Linked DNA regions of Homo sapiens: regions 2, 3 and 4 are each linked to region 1. A link is a contact called in ENCODE Hi-C or POLR2A ChIA-PET data. All regions are on one chromosome and are shown on one strand. Each heading gives the region's core, a stretch centred on a gene start or an enhancer-like site at or near the end of the contact. The rest is flanking DNA. Distances are from core to core; before and after follow the strand shown.

Region 1 (4,027 bases), core at 741-3,240:
TTGTCTAAGAAGAATTAAGTTGATTCAGCTGTTAAAGGGGTCTTAGTTGTTAGAGCTTTTTGGCGGTTTATTTGCTATAATCAATAGACTTATTAATACTTTTAATTTTAGCCTAATAGTACTAATAGTCACATTTTGACTAACTATTGGGCCAGTTTTTCTTTGTCATTCATTGGTAGTTGAGTCTCTGTAGCCTTTATACTGCCCTATTTTTGGTTTGCCACATTTTAAATCTCAAACTGCCTATAATTTATACTGTTAGTCTTTGGAAATAAGTTTGAATTGACTATTCTGCTAAACTCATTTTAATGACCATGCTCCCTTGTGATGAGCTAAATTTATTTATTATTGTGTTGTCGTATTAATTTTTTTTTTTTTGAGACAGTCTCACTCTGTCGCCCAGGCTGCAGTGCGGTGGCTCAGTCTCCACTTACTGCAACCTCCACCTCCCGGGCTCAAGTGATTCTCCTGCCTCAGCTTCCTGAGTAGCTGGGATTACAGGCAAGATTAATGTTTTTTATTTGTAATCAATTTAAGCCTAATACATGTTCTAATAATTTTTGTATTTCATATATGGATAAATTATAATAATTCTTTTAAAGTGAAAGTATTGATGAGAGATACTTTTTTTTGGAATAGCTCATTTTAAGCCCCTGATACTTGATATGGATAAAATATTTTCAGTGTTTAATAAAATGTTGAAATATATTTAACTTTACTAATTTGAGCCCTGCCAATTATAATACTTTAGAAAAAGTGAAAATATAATAGTACATTTATAAGGCTTTTAAGTATTCACAAAATAGTCATTTCCCAGTAGATGTTTTTCAGCTCTTATGATACAGTGTTTTCTTTTTCTTTTGGCCATGTATTGATCAGAATTAGTCATTAACTTTACTAACAACTGGATTTAGTTTGTCAGCCTTGATGGTTTGGTTACACAGATGTAGCTATTGTGTCAACCCCACTGTTTTAAATATGTTCCTATGCCAGGTGAAATTTGATCCCTTTAAGCAAATTTCTGTTAAACACTTTGTGTCAGTTTCAGTAACGTTTCCCCAATGAACATTCCTACTGTACAAAATTTTACATATGTGTATTTACATATTTATACTTTTTTCACAAATGTGGGAATTTAGGATACTATGTTTGTAAAAATTGGGCAATTTTTCTTGAAGATAATTTTTAAAATTACAGCAAAACATAGGGCCCTGAGAAGAAGAGGTAAAATATATGGAAGAGCAAGTATGTATAGATAATTTTGTAACGTAACCTTGAGAGAAATATAGAAAACTGAGACAACATAAGCCAAAGGAAAGGAATTGGGATGTAAAACCTTTAGGGTAGAGCAGTGCTCTGCTGTGGTCATTTATGCCTTGGCATTAAGTTCTTTTGAATATAAAACAATGCATTTAGAAGGATTTTAAGACTATATCACAGTGCACTGGCATTTTCTTCTTCAATTTTCCAGGGCTAAATAAGGTAATTGAATAATAAAACTTAAAAGCATTTTTCATTTCATGAAGATCCAAGAAAAAATATTTCATAACAATTTTTATTTACAAGAAGGAAAAACATATTCATAAGAATCTTAGATGATTAGTAGGTTAATGAAATAAAAAGTTTGTTAGGAAGAAGGAATACTAGTTATTGAACAATGCCAATTTTTTCTATTTAAAAATATTTAAAATGCCATTAGTTGATTTATTTAATGAGCCATCAGCCTTTATTTTAGATTCACTATAACTCTGATCTCCTAAACCTGCTTTTCCTATCAGGTCTTAAATATTTCATCCCTGCTTTCTTTTACAATATAGTTTTTGGGAATGTAACTATCATGTTGATAAGTAATGCTAGGTGAAGGAAAAAGTTAAAACAACTCCAATGCTAGGCAGTGATATACCATAGAAAAATAAATGAGCCAAAGATAGGGGAAGTGATTTTTTTTGGAGGAAGAAAACAGAAATGAGAACAAGAGGACATGGATGACTGCTGAAAAACTGACCAAGTTCCTCTTCAGTCTTCTAACAGAATTTGGAAGATGTTCTTAGCATGCAACTGTTGGTTGAAAAAAACCCAAATGTACAAGGGCCATCAGTTCTTAAAAGTGGAATAGTGCATAGAAAGCTTATTGACACAACATAGCAGTTTGATGAAATGGACTGAAGCCATTTCTGTGGAGTGGACTCGTGGAAAATGTGATGCCTGATTCATAAAATTGTACACAGTTGAATGTTGCTATATAGGTAAGGTTTTGCAAACTCAGGACTCTCAGGAAACATCAAAGGTATATAGTTGGCACACTTAATTTTAGATATGTGTGATACGTTTGTGATTTTTTTTAAAAAAATATTTCCAGGAATGCTTAAGAAGATTATACCACCTCATGCTATAAAATAAAACTAACTTGGAGAATTCAACAATGTTTGCTGTTTTAATATGCATCTTACAAAGATAATTATAAACACTGAGAGTATTTACTGCAATGCCCTGAATATAGTATGCCTAAAGAATTTTCTGTATAAAAATAATTGTATTTATTTTAGTTAAAAATTGAGTAAAATATACATGCATCAAAATAATTTCTAGGTAGACCAAAGTGATATATGTAAAGAAAGACAAAATCAAAAATCAGGAAATTGCTGGTGAATATCTAATCTCGGGATAGAAAAATATTTTTTTAAATCACAAAAGCAATCAGTAATCAAAAGAAAAGATGACTGATAATTATTACCATATAAATATTTTTAAACTCATGTGTTAACAATTTATAGAACAAATAAGTTCGAGAAAATGTTTGTCCTTAGCATGTCAGTTAATTAAAATAAAACACAGAAACTTCATACAGTTCAGCAAAGGACATCTTGATTTGTGCTTTGGAGAATCTATTGAGTTTTTTTGGTTACTGAGTAATAGTTTAGTTAGATGTGTTGCTATAGCTATACATTCTTCCATCTTATGTTTTCAAAATATTAAGTGTCCTCATTTATTTTTTGTGTAATTGAGAATAAACTGAAATCAAGTAATACACATTCTCTCATAAAAATAAATATACTCGGTCATTGAATTGTAAAGTGTGGATCCCAGGATGATATCATCATCACCTGGAAACTTGTTAGAAATACACATTCTTGTCCCCTGACCAAAATCTATTGAATGAGAAACTCTGAGGGTGAAGCCCAGCATTTTAAAATCTAAAAATCCATGTTTTAACCCATTTGGGGATACTAAATAAACTGCTGTAGTCCTTCAATAAGCCCATCACACATTTTCACCATGTCATCTATAGGCACTTTTTCTACGGTGTTAACATCATCTTCATCATCACTATTATCATAATCACCTTGATTAAGAACCATTTTGGCTATTTCCCCATGGATCAATGAATGAATAATTAGAGCCGCATTATTGCTGGTAAAAACTTACATGACATCTGTTTCTTCCATCTTACTGCCAGACTCTGAAGGTGTATTTTTTTGTATATGTATGGAGGTCAGACATTATTTTTTTTCTCATGTGACATATAGAAACCTTCAAAGTCACCACTTTGTTCATCACCATCACTGAACATAGTTATAGCCCAGAGGTTGTGCCAGGCATGCACAACTGTGTATTTGTCACTGTATTCCAAACATGGGCATTCTTCGTGCTAAACTCCTTTTGAAAACTTTCCACACTCATGCCTCTGTTCACTGTTGCTAGCATGCTGATCAAGAAACTTTTTATATTTATTCTTTATTGATCCAAGAACACCCTAGTCACATGGATGAATTAATGAAGTCACAATTAGGGTAAAATACATGACCTAAACATTTTTAATGAGAATTTCTGCTGGATGATGAGCAGAATCCTTATCAAGCAGTGCCAAAATCTTGCAGTCGTTAATCATTCAGTCTAGATTCCCTACAGCAAGCAAGAGCCACTAGTACCAAATGTTTGTGAAACCAATCAGAAAAGATATCCCTAATTCTCTATGCCTTTTTGTTAGCATAATAATTTACTGGAAAGAAATTTACTCCTTGAAAAC
Region 2 (4,027 bases), core at 453-2,952, 760 kb before region 1:
AATGGAGTAAAGATGGAAGAGCTTTATATGAAGTCAGGGGCGTGGAAGCACAGATGTAGGACCTTGTGGACTATTACAAGGACTGTAAGCAAAAGCCATAGGGCTTTTGAGTGAGATGGGAAGCCACCTGAGGTTTTGAAGAGAGGAGTCATATACTCTGACTTCCATTTTAAAACGATCCTCTGGCTAGTGTGAGGGGGGAGGGCTGAGGCAGACAAGGAAGCGGTTGTGCTAATCTGGGTTATCTGTGACTGGAATGGCCTTGATGGATGGGATGGTAGTAATGGATGTAGTGAAAAGTGGTTGGGTTCTGGATATATACTAAAGGTACAGCCAACAGAATTTGCTGATATATTGGGTATGAACTGTGAGAGAAAGCACCTGGCCCAAGCACTGGAGAGAGGAGTTGCCATTAACTGAGGGATACCTGTTATTACCAGAAAACAAATCTAAACCGTAATAGGAGAATAAATAGTCTTCCCTAAATACGGTTGGACTCTGAATTCTCCAAGAAGTTATGAGCTGTACTTAACTCATAGCTGACCTCTGTGGGAATCAGCCTGCGCCTAGATCTCAGTGGGACTGGAGCCTAAGCTGGCTCCTGGGGATCTCTGTTCACCTTGTTCATGGGACGATAGCCCCCAGCCTACAGGAACCTTCAGATGATTGGACAGTGGACAGTCACGCATATCTGGCAGATGGTGCAGGAAGAAACCGCAAGGTGACACTTCTCCACTAGTAGGAGTATGGGATGAGAACTCCCTCTTGTGAGATCACCATTCAAGTTGGAGAATACTGAACCTTGATTCTGGGGATCAGCTGGCTTCAAGCTTTCAGAGGGGCTAGGAGCTGTCCTTGGTGAATATGGAGAGGAACAAACTGAGTAAAGGCAAATGTCAGAGGAAAGAATTTGTCAAATGAAATTATGTTCATTGTGTAATCTCACCTTATTACTACCTCATTCAAACTGATATATTTGATGTGATTGGATTTGTTTGGGCATATTGGTGGAGAAACTAGATTCCCTGTACTTATTGACACAAGGCAGAATTGGAGCCACAGAGACACTGACGTTAGTGTTTTTGGTATTTAGTGACTTGTGAAATCACAGGTGACTTCTGATAGTGCAGACTTAGGGCACTATTGGGGTGGGGGAAAAGAAGGCAGAAGCCAGACTGCAGTGGGGTGAGCAAATGTGAGTTCAGGAAGTGGAGATAGTGGAGGCTGATTTGGAGAAGTCTGGATGAGGAGGAACAAGGAGATGCCTTTTTTTTTTTTTTTTAAGGATAAACTATACTTGAACATTTTTTCCCATTAAACATACATGTATTGGGGTACCTGCCCACAGCCTTTTTAATCTGCTGTGGCACATTGCCTCTACTGAGTTGCATGATCTTGTCTTCCCTCTGATCCTACCTCACAGAGAAGAGTAGCCCGTTCACAATGACCTATGTATTGTGTGACCTGTTTGTATTTTCTTGTAGGAATTTGAATTAAAAGACACAGACAAGTTTCCAGTGAGTCATGGAGAGTAAATAAAAAATCCACGGGCTACTCTGGGCCATATGTGAGAGGAATTTAAGGGAAAGCCTGCTGCAGGACAAAGGTGGGTGAGCAGATGTGTGGAAAGAAGAAGAGAAGTCCCTAGAGATTACGTGAGAAAGAGGTGGCCTCGATCTGAATCCACCCCTGCACCTTCTGAGCACTGTGGCCTTGCAGTAACCACCTCCCCACTTCCTGTTATTCAAACTGGTTTGAAGGGATTTCACTTTCTCCCAGATGAAAGGACCCTGACTGGAGCAGTCTTGCTCGGACCTCTTCATCTTCAGCCCCTGTTTGTTCAGATGTGTTGTACAGATAAATACCAGAGTGTGTGAAGATGCTGTCTTACCAGGTTATTCTTTTCTCTTTTTAGAGACAAGGTCTTGCTCTGTCACCCAGGCTGGAGTGCAGAGGCGCGATCACAGCTCAGTGCAGCCTTGCACTCCCGGGCTCAAGCAATCCTCCCACCTCCATCTCCCAAGTAGCTGGGACTACAGGTGTGTGCCACCACACCTGGCTAATTTTTCAGTACTTTTTGTAGAGACTAGGTCTCACTATGTTGCCCAGGCTGTTCTCGAACTCCTGGACTCAAGCAGTCCTGCCTCAGCTTCCCAAAGTGTTGGGATTACAGGTGTGAGCCACCCTCCCTGACCTCCACCAAGCTATTGTTCTCCCGCTCACAGCTGTCTACTACACAATGAAGTATAAAATCAACAAGCCTTTCACAGCCTGCCAGAATATGGCTTCATCCTACTTTCCAAACTTTTTCATGGTATTTTCTGTTAACTTTACTTCTGCCAGACTGACTGTACCTGTCGTTCAACACACTGTATATCTACACCCTTAGTCCTGGCTTACATCATTCTGCTTGTCAGTGATCTAGACCCTTTGTATTCAAAGTGTGGGTCAAGCAGCAGGATGGGCATCACCTGGGAGCTTGTTAAGAATGCAGAATCTCACAGCCCACCCCAGACCTCCTGAGAATCTGCTTTTCAGTAAGATCCCTGGATAATTGAAATTCACCTTAAAACTTGAGAAGCATTGGTCTCTGCTGCCTGTGCAAATATCCCTTCTGCTTTAAGTCCTAGCCTAGGGGTTGTTTGTCCCATTATATTTTTTTCTGACCATATAGTGATAGTGGTTCGCTTCAACCGGAATTCCTATAGCACCATGAGAAACGAATAGTAATAGTTTAATTGAGTACTTGCTGTGAACTGATCACTAGAGTAAGCATTTTATATGTGTCGCTTAATTACTCTTTACAACAATCCTATGAGGTATGTTTATCACCATTTTACGGATAAAGGAACCAAGACTTGGAGAGTAACTTGCCATGTTCACACGGCTTGGGTCAGAGCCAGAATTTGGATTTAGATCTTTCTGATTCTTGAGCCCACAAAGCATACATATCTTTATAGTAACAAGACTGAGAAAACCAGTCACACTAGAGCATATGACTCTAAATGAATACCTCAGAGTATTAACTGTAATGACTTGTCATTATCATCTTGCTAACTTACAGCTATGAAATTATCTGTAGAGGAAATTAACAATCCATTAAAGAAACTCTGATTACTTTATGGCCAACCCATGCATAGCCTATGCCACTTCTTAGTTTTAGTGTTTTCACCATTTTGAGGTGGAGCATCATACAACTTGTCACCTATGCTTCTATAAAACAGAGACTTTTAAACATTTAAAGAATACTATATAAAACTGCCACAGTGCTTTGTACATAGTAAACATGTAACAAATATGTACTGAATTCGTTTGATTCTCACAATTAATTGTGTCATAATCATCCCTGATTCAATCTCTAATAACATATCCAAAACTGAATTCCTGGGCTTTCCACCCGTGCCCACCTCCAAACCCGGTCCAACCTCAGCTTTCCCCATCTCCATCTGTAGCAATTTCATTATTTTAGTTATTCATGCGCAAGCCATGAAGTCGATTCCATTTCCCTCACACATCCTTTCTAATCTGTCAGGAAATCCTGTTGACTCTTCTTGCAAAATATATCCAGGATCTAACCACCTCCACTGCTACTTCCATCCAAGCCACTATTATATCTTACCTGGTTTATCAGTTTGCTAGGGCCACCATAAAAACTACTACAAACTGGATATCTTAACAGAAATTTATTAGCTCACAATTCTGGAGGCCGGAAATTCTGGAGACCAAAATTAAGGTGCTGGTAGCGTTGGTTCCTTCTGAGGGCAGGATTTATTCCAGGTTTCTCTCTGGCTTGTAGATAGCTATCTCCTCCATGCGTCTGTTTATATCATCTTATGTGTGTATCTGTGTTCAAATTTCCCCGTTTTATAAGGACACCAGTCATATTGGATTAAGGCCCACCCTAATGACCTCGTCTTAAAACCTCTGTAAAGACTAACTCCAAATAAGTCACATTCTGAGGTAGTGGGGGTTAAAACTTCAATATATGAATTTGAGTGGGTAGGGGCACATTCAACCCATAACATCA
Region 3 (4,027 bases), core at 655-3,154, 640 kb before region 1:
AGGCTCAAAGGGATGTATTAGTGAAGGAAAAATAATCAATGCTAGCAATTTTATTAATGTTTGGCACTTGGGGAAAATATGTAAAATGGAAAAGCAGAACAAATAAGAATACCAAAGAGATGTGGGGAGGTTATGTACCCAGATGCAAGTACACTAAAACAGAAGATTTTATCAGGAAATTATATATACATTATATGCTATATGTATATATTTAGCATACACATGAAATTCTTTCTTCTATAAGATAAAGTCAACTTAGGGTTGAAGCTTTTAAAGGTGGTTTTCCTTTTTATAGCCCTGCAATTTAGGCAGGCCATCACAGGGCAAAAGACATGTGGGTCCTTTTATTCAAGTCTCTTAGAGTCACATTCATGAATTTCTTATACATAGTCAGGAAACATGTAACCCTTTATTAAAGGAATTTAACCTAAAATCCACTATAAACTCGTTTTTTTAAACGTGACTTTTAGAAAAAATTCTCGTAGCACATTGTATACCTTTCTCATCAATCTTAAACTTTTCCTTATTCATTTTCTCTGAATCTAAAATCAATAGTCTTTCCAAGCAGTTTCTGTCTTAGCAGCTACTATCATTTGTCTGTTGAAGCCACAAGAATACTTCAGTCTTCCTTCCGAGGTTAGTGGACTTCATTAAAGAAATAGCTTTAGTTTTCTTTCCAGCATGCCATGTCTCTATTTTCTTTATCATGCGGAAGTGAAAAAATGTCAAATAAAAGAGGAAAGAAGTCACAGAGATCATAGTTGTGTCTTTATCCACTGCTAGTTGACCCTTGAATTTATTTTTGCAGAACTTCCTCATCTTTTCCTCCTTTTAATTGATTTCTCTAACCAGAGCTAGTATGAGTCTGAATGAAACATAGGCAGCTTACATTTTCTCCATCCGTCATAATCGATAACCACTTCCTTATAAGCTGTCGTAACTTCAGGCTTCTATGGCAACTTTCTTGGTGGACCTACAAGAATTTTTAACAGTTTGAAAACCAATCTTAAAGGTTAGAAAGGGTGACTCACACCACTTTTATTGTATAAATGCCTTCTTTATTCCTTGAGCCAGGACAACTCAAGTAAATCAGGAAATAGGCAAGAAAACAAAAATCACTCATTTGGAGATGATTACTCTGAAATATATGTCTTAACTATGCCCCACACTGAGACATCTTTTTGAAAAGTGTTCTAGTTAGTTCTAAATGAACTTACCTAATTCTCTTTCCTCCACAGCCCTCAGATAACACAAGCAATGGCCCTTCTCACTCACCAACTCAAGCAACGGTGCATCTCCACCTGGTATTGTGGTGTGGCAGGTCTATGTGGCAAGGGTTTTGTCTCCGTACTCTGGGTGAAGGTGTTGAAGATGATCCTGAGGCCTCAGTTCTCTGGAGGGAGTCTTGCGGGTAGTTAACTTCTGCTGAATCTCAGTATAGCAGTGCAAGGTCAAAACCCAAAATGCGCTCAATCTTGAGTTGTTGAAGTTGGATGAAAAGTGAAGTCATTATTGGGCATGACATCTGGTGTTTCAGTCCCAAGGCCACAAGCAGAATGTTACAATCTCTGAAGCTTAATGATTTTGCATTTCATGTAGCAGCTTAAGTTTTTCACAGCCTGAACTCAATTAATTTTCACAGCCCACTGTGGAGGTGGAGAGGGAAGTGCCATATATTTTTGCAGTAGGTGTGATAACCTGTCATTGATCACTCATTTGATGAACACCAAAACTTTGCCTGCACTTCTGGGAGGACAAAGAAGCCTCCTAACTGTCTGGTCTGTGGATCAGGTGCCGCAGGTCCTCTGCTCTAGACTATCAATCTTTTCAGCTGGTCATTTGGAGGGCATTACAGGGCAAACCATGCGCAGTTGAGACCAATTGCCTGTGCCCATGGGCAGAACTGTCTGTTGATGGGCAGAAAGGACAGCTCTAGATAACAAGCATGTGAACAACACCCCCTGGTGTTGGTGAGGATGGATCAGCAGGCATAGACATAAACTGCTGTCAGGGCTGTAACAGGAGCAGGCTTTCCTACCAACAGTGCTCAGGCAATGGAGTATCAGTGTGGTGATATATCATTATTCTAATTGGCTGTTTGGGTTTCATTGTATGGGTATGCTATAATTTATTTAATCAACATTTAAGTTGTTTCCAATTTTTCACCATTACAAAAATGCTTAATGACCAGACTTGTATATCTTTCTCTGTCACCTTGACCCATTATGGCTTCGGGGGAAAAAAAATCCCACGAATGGAATTGTTGATTCAAACTTTAAAATACTAATACATAGGGTCAAGTGACCATCTAAAAAGTTGTGTGCTAAGATTATAAATCAATTACCTAAGTTTTATTTCAGTACTTTAATAAAAATGTATATTTTTATGTCTAGGTATTTGCTCCTTCTGAAGCTTAATTTGGGCATAGAGATTTGTTATTTCTATTTTTTCCAAATGATTAGTCAGTTTATCCAACCCATTTTGTTGATAGTCCACCTTGATCATATATCAAGTTCTCACACACACATGAGTCTGTTTCTGAATTATGGATTCTGTGCTATTGGGCTTTCTGTTATTATATAATGGTTTAATGTTTATACTTGTATGCTTATAATATCCAATAGGACAAATGCTCTCTCATTAATTTGCCTGGCTATTTATGCATGCTTATTCATTCAGAAGAAATTTGAAATAAATTTTTTTCCATAACAAAGAAAAAAGTCCCAAATGATTTTTGATTTGGATTTGCATTAAATTTAGTTTTATTTCAAAGAATTGTTATTTTTACAATATATAGTACATGTTAAAAAAGAGGATGTAGTTTTCCCTGCAGTCAAACATCTTATGTTTCTCAATAGAATTTTCTTATTTTCTTCACATGTCATGCACATGACTTATTAAACTGTATTCCTAGCAGTTATATATATATAAAACTATATATTATATTTATACATATGTGTTATAAATGTATTCCTAGGAGTTATGCATATATATAAAATACAGTTACACACATATAGCTCTATATAGATAATATTTACAGATAGATAACATATATAGTAATATATAGATAATATTTACAGATAGATAACATATATAGTAATATATGTTATATATTTATATATGTTATAGCTGTATTCCTGTATATATGTTATAACAACTGTACATATGTTATAACTATATTCCTAGGAGTTATATATAATATATAAACTATTATACATAAAATATATATGTAGCTCTATATATAGAAATATATATATATAAAACTATATGTAATATATATAACTCCTAGGAGTACAGTTATAACATATATATAATATTTATATGTATAAGTTATACATATATTACATATATTATCTATTTGGTAGAGATGGGGTTGCCCAGGCTGGTCTCAAATTCCTGAGCTCAAGCAGTTCTCCTACTTTGGCCTCCTAAAGTGTTGGGATTACAGGCATGAGGCACCATGCCTGGCCTGGAATTTTATATTTTTTGATTTTATAATTCAAGGGATTCCCCCACTCCCAGTTATAGGTCTCTAGCCTGCTCCACTGGAGTCGGCTAATCTGCTTGGCCCCTGGTTGTGCAGTCATCCGGGAGCTCCACTCAGGACTTTGAACTGACACCTGCAAGGGTCGGCGGAGTGAAGAGGCTGGGCCAGGCCCTCTGCCTTCTCCTCTTCCTCCTTCAGTCCTCATCCACCTCTGGTTCCAGTGTGTGGAGCAGGCTCTGTTGTCCTAGTAAATAAAGAAGAATCAACCAACTTCACAAAACCCCCCAGAAGTGACCAGCCATAAAAATATAAGCTTATTCCAAATACCTGGGACCCTGTACCTGGAGTCGTCTGCCACAGGGCAGGTCAGATGTCCCATGGCCGAGGGCTCAGGAGCTGTGGCTGGCGGCTGGTAGCAGCACTGGCTTCTTACCTTGGCCGTGGCCCTAAGTTCCCACATGTGGGAAGTCAGCCTAGTGTGCCATGTGGGAAGTGTCCAGGTTCTTCCTGGGGACACTCTTCTGCCTACATATGTAAAGA
Region 4 (4,027 bases), core at 656-3,155, 510 kb before region 1:
AATGATTTAAATAAGAACAGACATTTCGGAAAATAAGGGAAGAAAATGGGGCATGTAAAAGAGCTAACTCCTCATTATCCTAATGAATTATTAAATTTCACAATAGCATAGTATTTAGAAATATGATAGTTATTACGAGAAGAAAGAGCTAAAAGGTTGCCAGTGGGGAGCAGGAGTGAGGGTTAGAGACGGGATTGGGGGAGATGCTTACTGTTTTCATGATAAGCCTTTGGTACTATTTGATTTTAAACTATATAAATGCATTTATTAATTTAAAGTAATTTAAAAAACCCATACCACTGGATAATGCTTGATAATTTCTAGAGTCCTTTTTTTTTGTATTTTGGGGCAGGTAAATTCATTGAGAGACCCAGAGAGTTTAGCTGACTTTCCTGTGGGTACCAAGGGTCAGAGCTGGGGTCAAAACTCAGGTTTTCTGAACCCCTATTCCCAGTGTACATTCCATGACTCCAGGCTGCCTCCCGCATTGCACAGGTTACATCTAGGGGTGTGCTAGCAAATGCCTAGACCATCCTCGTCCACATCAGCATCTGAAATGGACAAGAATGTTAGTCATGACTTGCCACTAACGTCTTTAACCTTAATTGACATCTGAGAGTGTCATCATTACATCATTACAAAAACACTAACCCAGATACATCTGTTCCCATTACTATTTCTGCGTAATTCCCCCAGACTTAATTGCTTTAAATAACCATTTTATTTGGTTTACAAACTTATGGGTCAGGATTAGGGGAGGGCTCACCCACGCAGTTTTTCTCTGGTCCGCAGTCATCTGAAGCTTGAACGGGGTGGGGCATGCAAGACGGCTCACACATGTGATCCGCGGTTGAGCCTGGCTGTGGACCAGAGCATCTCTGTTGGCCTCGCTTACACAAGTGGTCTCAGATTAGTAGCCTCTGTACATGGAAACTAGCTTCCCTCCCGGCAAGCATCCCAAGAGAACTAGGAGGAAGTGGTATGGACTTCTTTTCTTCTTCTTCTTCTTCTTTTCACTTATTCTTGATATCATGTAGCTTCATTTCTATCAGAGCAGTCACATGCCCACAGATTCAAGGGGGAGGGTCCACAGATCCGCCAATGGGAGGAACAGCCAGGTTATATCGTAAAAGATCATGGGGCATGGGAGATACCCATCTATTTTCTGTAAAAAATACATTTTGCCACAGCATCACTGGCTTTCCAGCTCACAGTGATCTGCCTGGAATGCCTTTTTCCGTCTCTCCAGGATCTACATCTTTCAATATAAGGTTTAGAAACTACCTCCTACAGGAAGACTTCCTTGATTTCCCTCAGCAAGAAAGAATCTTTCCTTCCTCTGAATCGCCATTGCATTAAAAAAAAAATCCATCTTCTGGCGTTTTCACTTTCAGACTTATACTGTAATTATTCTATGTACCTATGTTTGACCCCTCACGATGCCCAGCATAATAATTTGTCTATTGAGTAAATATTTGCTTAATGAAATAATCATTACATGATAACTCAAATAGCAGTCCTGAAAAAGTGCATTTCAATTCAGATCTCTCTTTTTTCTTCCTTCACAATTCTCATTTCCGAAAAATGAAAGAAGCCAGAGGATCCTTTATGAGGAGTTACAGTATAACTTATGCGTGGCTGTTTCCTGTGTTTACTGCTACTCAGTGAGAAATACGGGAGATGGGAGAGTGAAAAACCATGTCATTTACAATTTGATTAAAAAGCTTTTTATCTTTTCCTTTCACGTTTAAGCCTTGCCGTTTTAAAAATTTCCCTTTCGTCACAGGGGATCAAGCAGCAGTTAACGCTGCAGTTCCCTGTTCTGGAAACACTCTCAAAGGTGTTTCAACACATTTTGTCTCAACTCTGACTCCTGCCCCGCTGCCCCACGCCATCCAGCCACACTGAAGGTCTTGCATTTGTGCCTTGGGGCATTATTTTTTTTTACTCTTCTCCCTGCCTGGAAGGTTCTTCCCAACCTGCCCTACCGCCATAGCCACAGAACCAACCCTTCACTTTCCTTAAGTCTATGGTCACAAGCTCCTTCTCAAAGGAGGCACACCTCTAACCACCCCCATTTGGTGACTTCCTGTCTCCTGGAGGCCCCCGGAACTAGTCTTCTCTACTTCCAGCAACCCACTTTACGAGCAGCGGAGAAGACTGACTACTTCTGGGGGCCTCGAGGAGACAGGAAGTCACCAAATTTACAGGTGCTGTGGATGAAACTGTGTGATAATGAATTTATTGGGCTTGTTTTTTTAGCTTCTGAATAGAAGAACCAATAAGATCATTTTTTTAAAAAAGATAAAAACAGACAAACACAAACCCTCTAGTATAAAAGCATTTTTTTTTAAAAAAGATGAACACACACCCTCAGATTGCCTTCTTTTGAAAAGGCAATCTGAGATTCCTTATGAAATCCCCAGACAGAAGCTGTTTCTTTGAATTTAATATGCTGTACACTGTAGAGCCAAGAGGCTTATAGAGTGTTAATTAACACCCCTTGTCAAACATTTGTAAATGAATCTGGCTAAAGCTCAAGGAAACCAGGTTTTTCTGTGTGATAAAATATAATCTTTGGAGATTATTTATGATCACAAAGGGAGACTGTACAGAAAATTTTCCTAGACTTGGAAATGAGGCAGGATTATTGGTGTCCATCTGGACTGAGGCCTCAGGCAGGCCTGCCTAGTTAATCCCATTCTCCTATCCTCATTCTCTGGGGGTGAAGAAGGCAGTGCACCTTTGTTCAATTTGCTGCTTACCATGGATTAGGGCATTTTAAATTCTGTAAGGGTAGTTTTTAACTTGTAGAAAACTGATAGCGATGGGAAGGATTCTTGCCTAATAGGGACACAAACGGATTTTGTTCTGTAGAGATGTAAATGAAAAGATGAAAATCACAACACATTTAATGAAAGGAAAATAAAGACTCTTGTGAGTGCCACCAAAAAAAAAAATAAATAAAATGTATCTCCTCTCCGTGGCACCCCAGGCCTTCCTTACCTCACTCTATTTCTTCATAGCACTTATTGCCTTAGAACATTCTTTATAATTTACATTTATTATGTTTGTTGTTGGTTGTCGCTCCTCCTGCTAAAATGGAATCTCCGTGAGGGCACGGGTTTTTCTTTGATTTGTTCCCTGTTGTGCCCCAAAGTGCTAGAATCATGCCAGGCACACAATAGATGCTCAATAAATACTTCTGGAATGAAAATCCCCCTCCACTTAGACCAGTGAGTTCCAAACTTTTTTGATCTTGACCCATAGTAAGAAAGGCATTTTCCATGTTGAATATACACCATTGAAACAAAATTTTCACAGAAAAAACTTACCATTATTACAGGCAGTGCACTGTGATATTTCCTAATCTCTTCTATTTTGATTTTCAAAATTGCTGAGGCTACTCATAGGTTGATTTCACAAGTGGAGTTTGTGTTATGAAAAACTTTGACTTAACACCATGTCGAAACTGCTACCACAAAAAGGCAAATGCGAAAGAAGGGGGAAAGAGCAGGCCGATGACTTTCCGCTATCCACCACTCCATAAAGCATATTTCATTTTCCTGTAATTGTATCCTGTTCAATGATGTAGAAATCCTCACACACTCACATGCCACTTTTTCTTTGGGTGAAAAGCGTTCTCTACTGCAAGATGAATTGAGTTATTTCAAAAGCAAAGAGCTATAAATGAGCCTGTTAAAGAAAGTCTCAAGGAGAGTCTGTTGGCATCTGCTGTTGATAACTTAAAGCAGGAGAATTAGATAAGGAGGCAGAAGTAGAATGTTTAGAAAATAAAAGTGACCATTATAGAGGAAAAACTGCTTGTCTCAGTTTTGTTGATATTGGAGAGTAGCTCTTTCATGAGGGTATTGTGGAATTATTGGCAATTATACTAATAGATGTTTACTGAAAAAATCCTATTTGACTGATGAACCATGGAATACTTTTGCTGACCTTGTGGAAAACATCACTTATCTGAGTTCCTTATCTTCTTGTCTCTTTTTTCTCATCTAGCCTATGCCTC

The links. A loop is a pair of places that touch in the nucleus more often than their neighbours do. ChIA-PET counts read pairs that join two places held with the same protein, here RNA polymerase II (POLR2A). Pooled maps may share reads with other maps.
Region 2: a pooled map shows a loop between it and region 1 (2.6-fold over the local background). The contact joins two enhancer-like sites. A Hi-C loop is called at or near these places in 2 of 168 maps with a recorded cell type or tissue (both naive thymus-derived CD4-positive, alpha-beta T cell), 1 of 37 single-sample maps with no recorded cell type and 11 of 50 pooled maps. POLR2A ChIA-PET finds 5 or more read pairs at or near these places in 2 of 52 experiments (AG04450 and activated naive CD4-positive, alpha-beta T cell).
Region 3: a loop to region 1 is called in a map with no recorded cell type, with 2.7 times the contacts of the local background. The contact joins the promoter of LINC00423 here to the enhancer-like site in region 1. A Hi-C loop is called at or near these places in 2 of 168 maps with a recorded cell type or tissue (GM12878 and naive thymus-derived CD4-positive, alpha-beta T cell), 8 of 37 single-sample maps with no recorded cell type and 18 of 50 pooled maps.
Region 4: a loop to region 1 is called in a map with no recorded cell type, with 2.2 times the contacts of the local background. The contact joins two enhancer-like sites. A Hi-C loop is called at or near these places in 2 of 168 maps with a recorded cell type or tissue (CD8-positive, alpha-beta T cell and naive thymus-derived CD4-positive, alpha-beta T cell), 10 of 37 single-sample maps with no recorded cell type and 13 of 50 pooled maps. POLR2A ChIA-PET finds 5 or more read pairs at or near these places in 1 of 52 experiments (activated naive CD4-positive, alpha-beta T cell).

Annotation. Positions count from the first base shown.
Region 1 is chr13:33,546,286-33,550,312 of GRCh38, forward strand. It overlaps a transcript of STARD13 not described here. Among named protein-coding and RNA genes, the nearest start is that of LINC02344, 210 kb to the left of the region's middle. Within about 2 kb of position 1,991, at least 2 of the 41 ENCODE cell types and tissues checked have a DNase peak (open chromatin) inside an H3K27ac peak, as active enhancers do.
Region 2 is chr13:32,790,154-32,794,180 of GRCh38, forward strand. No RefSeq gene overlaps it. Among named protein-coding and RNA genes, the nearest start is that of LINC00423, 120 kb to the right of the region's middle. Within about 2 kb of position 1,703, at least 5 of the 41 ENCODE cell types and tissues checked have a DNase peak (open chromatin) inside an H3K27ac peak, as active enhancers do.
Region 3 is chr13:32,909,748-32,913,774 of GRCh38, forward strand. LINC00423 (long intergenic non-protein coding RNA 423) reads right to left here and starts at 1,905. Exons shown (of 5, transcript NR_047020.1): 1 at 1,276-1,905; 2 at 890-973.
Region 4 is chr13:33,031,592-33,035,618 of GRCh38, forward strand. All of the region lies in intron 1 of KL (klotho), which reads left to right. Among named protein-coding and RNA genes, the nearest start is that of KL, 17 kb to the left of the region's middle. Within about 2 kb of position 1,906, at least 4 of the 41 ENCODE cell types and tissues checked have a DNase peak (open chromatin) inside an H3K27ac peak, as active enhancers do.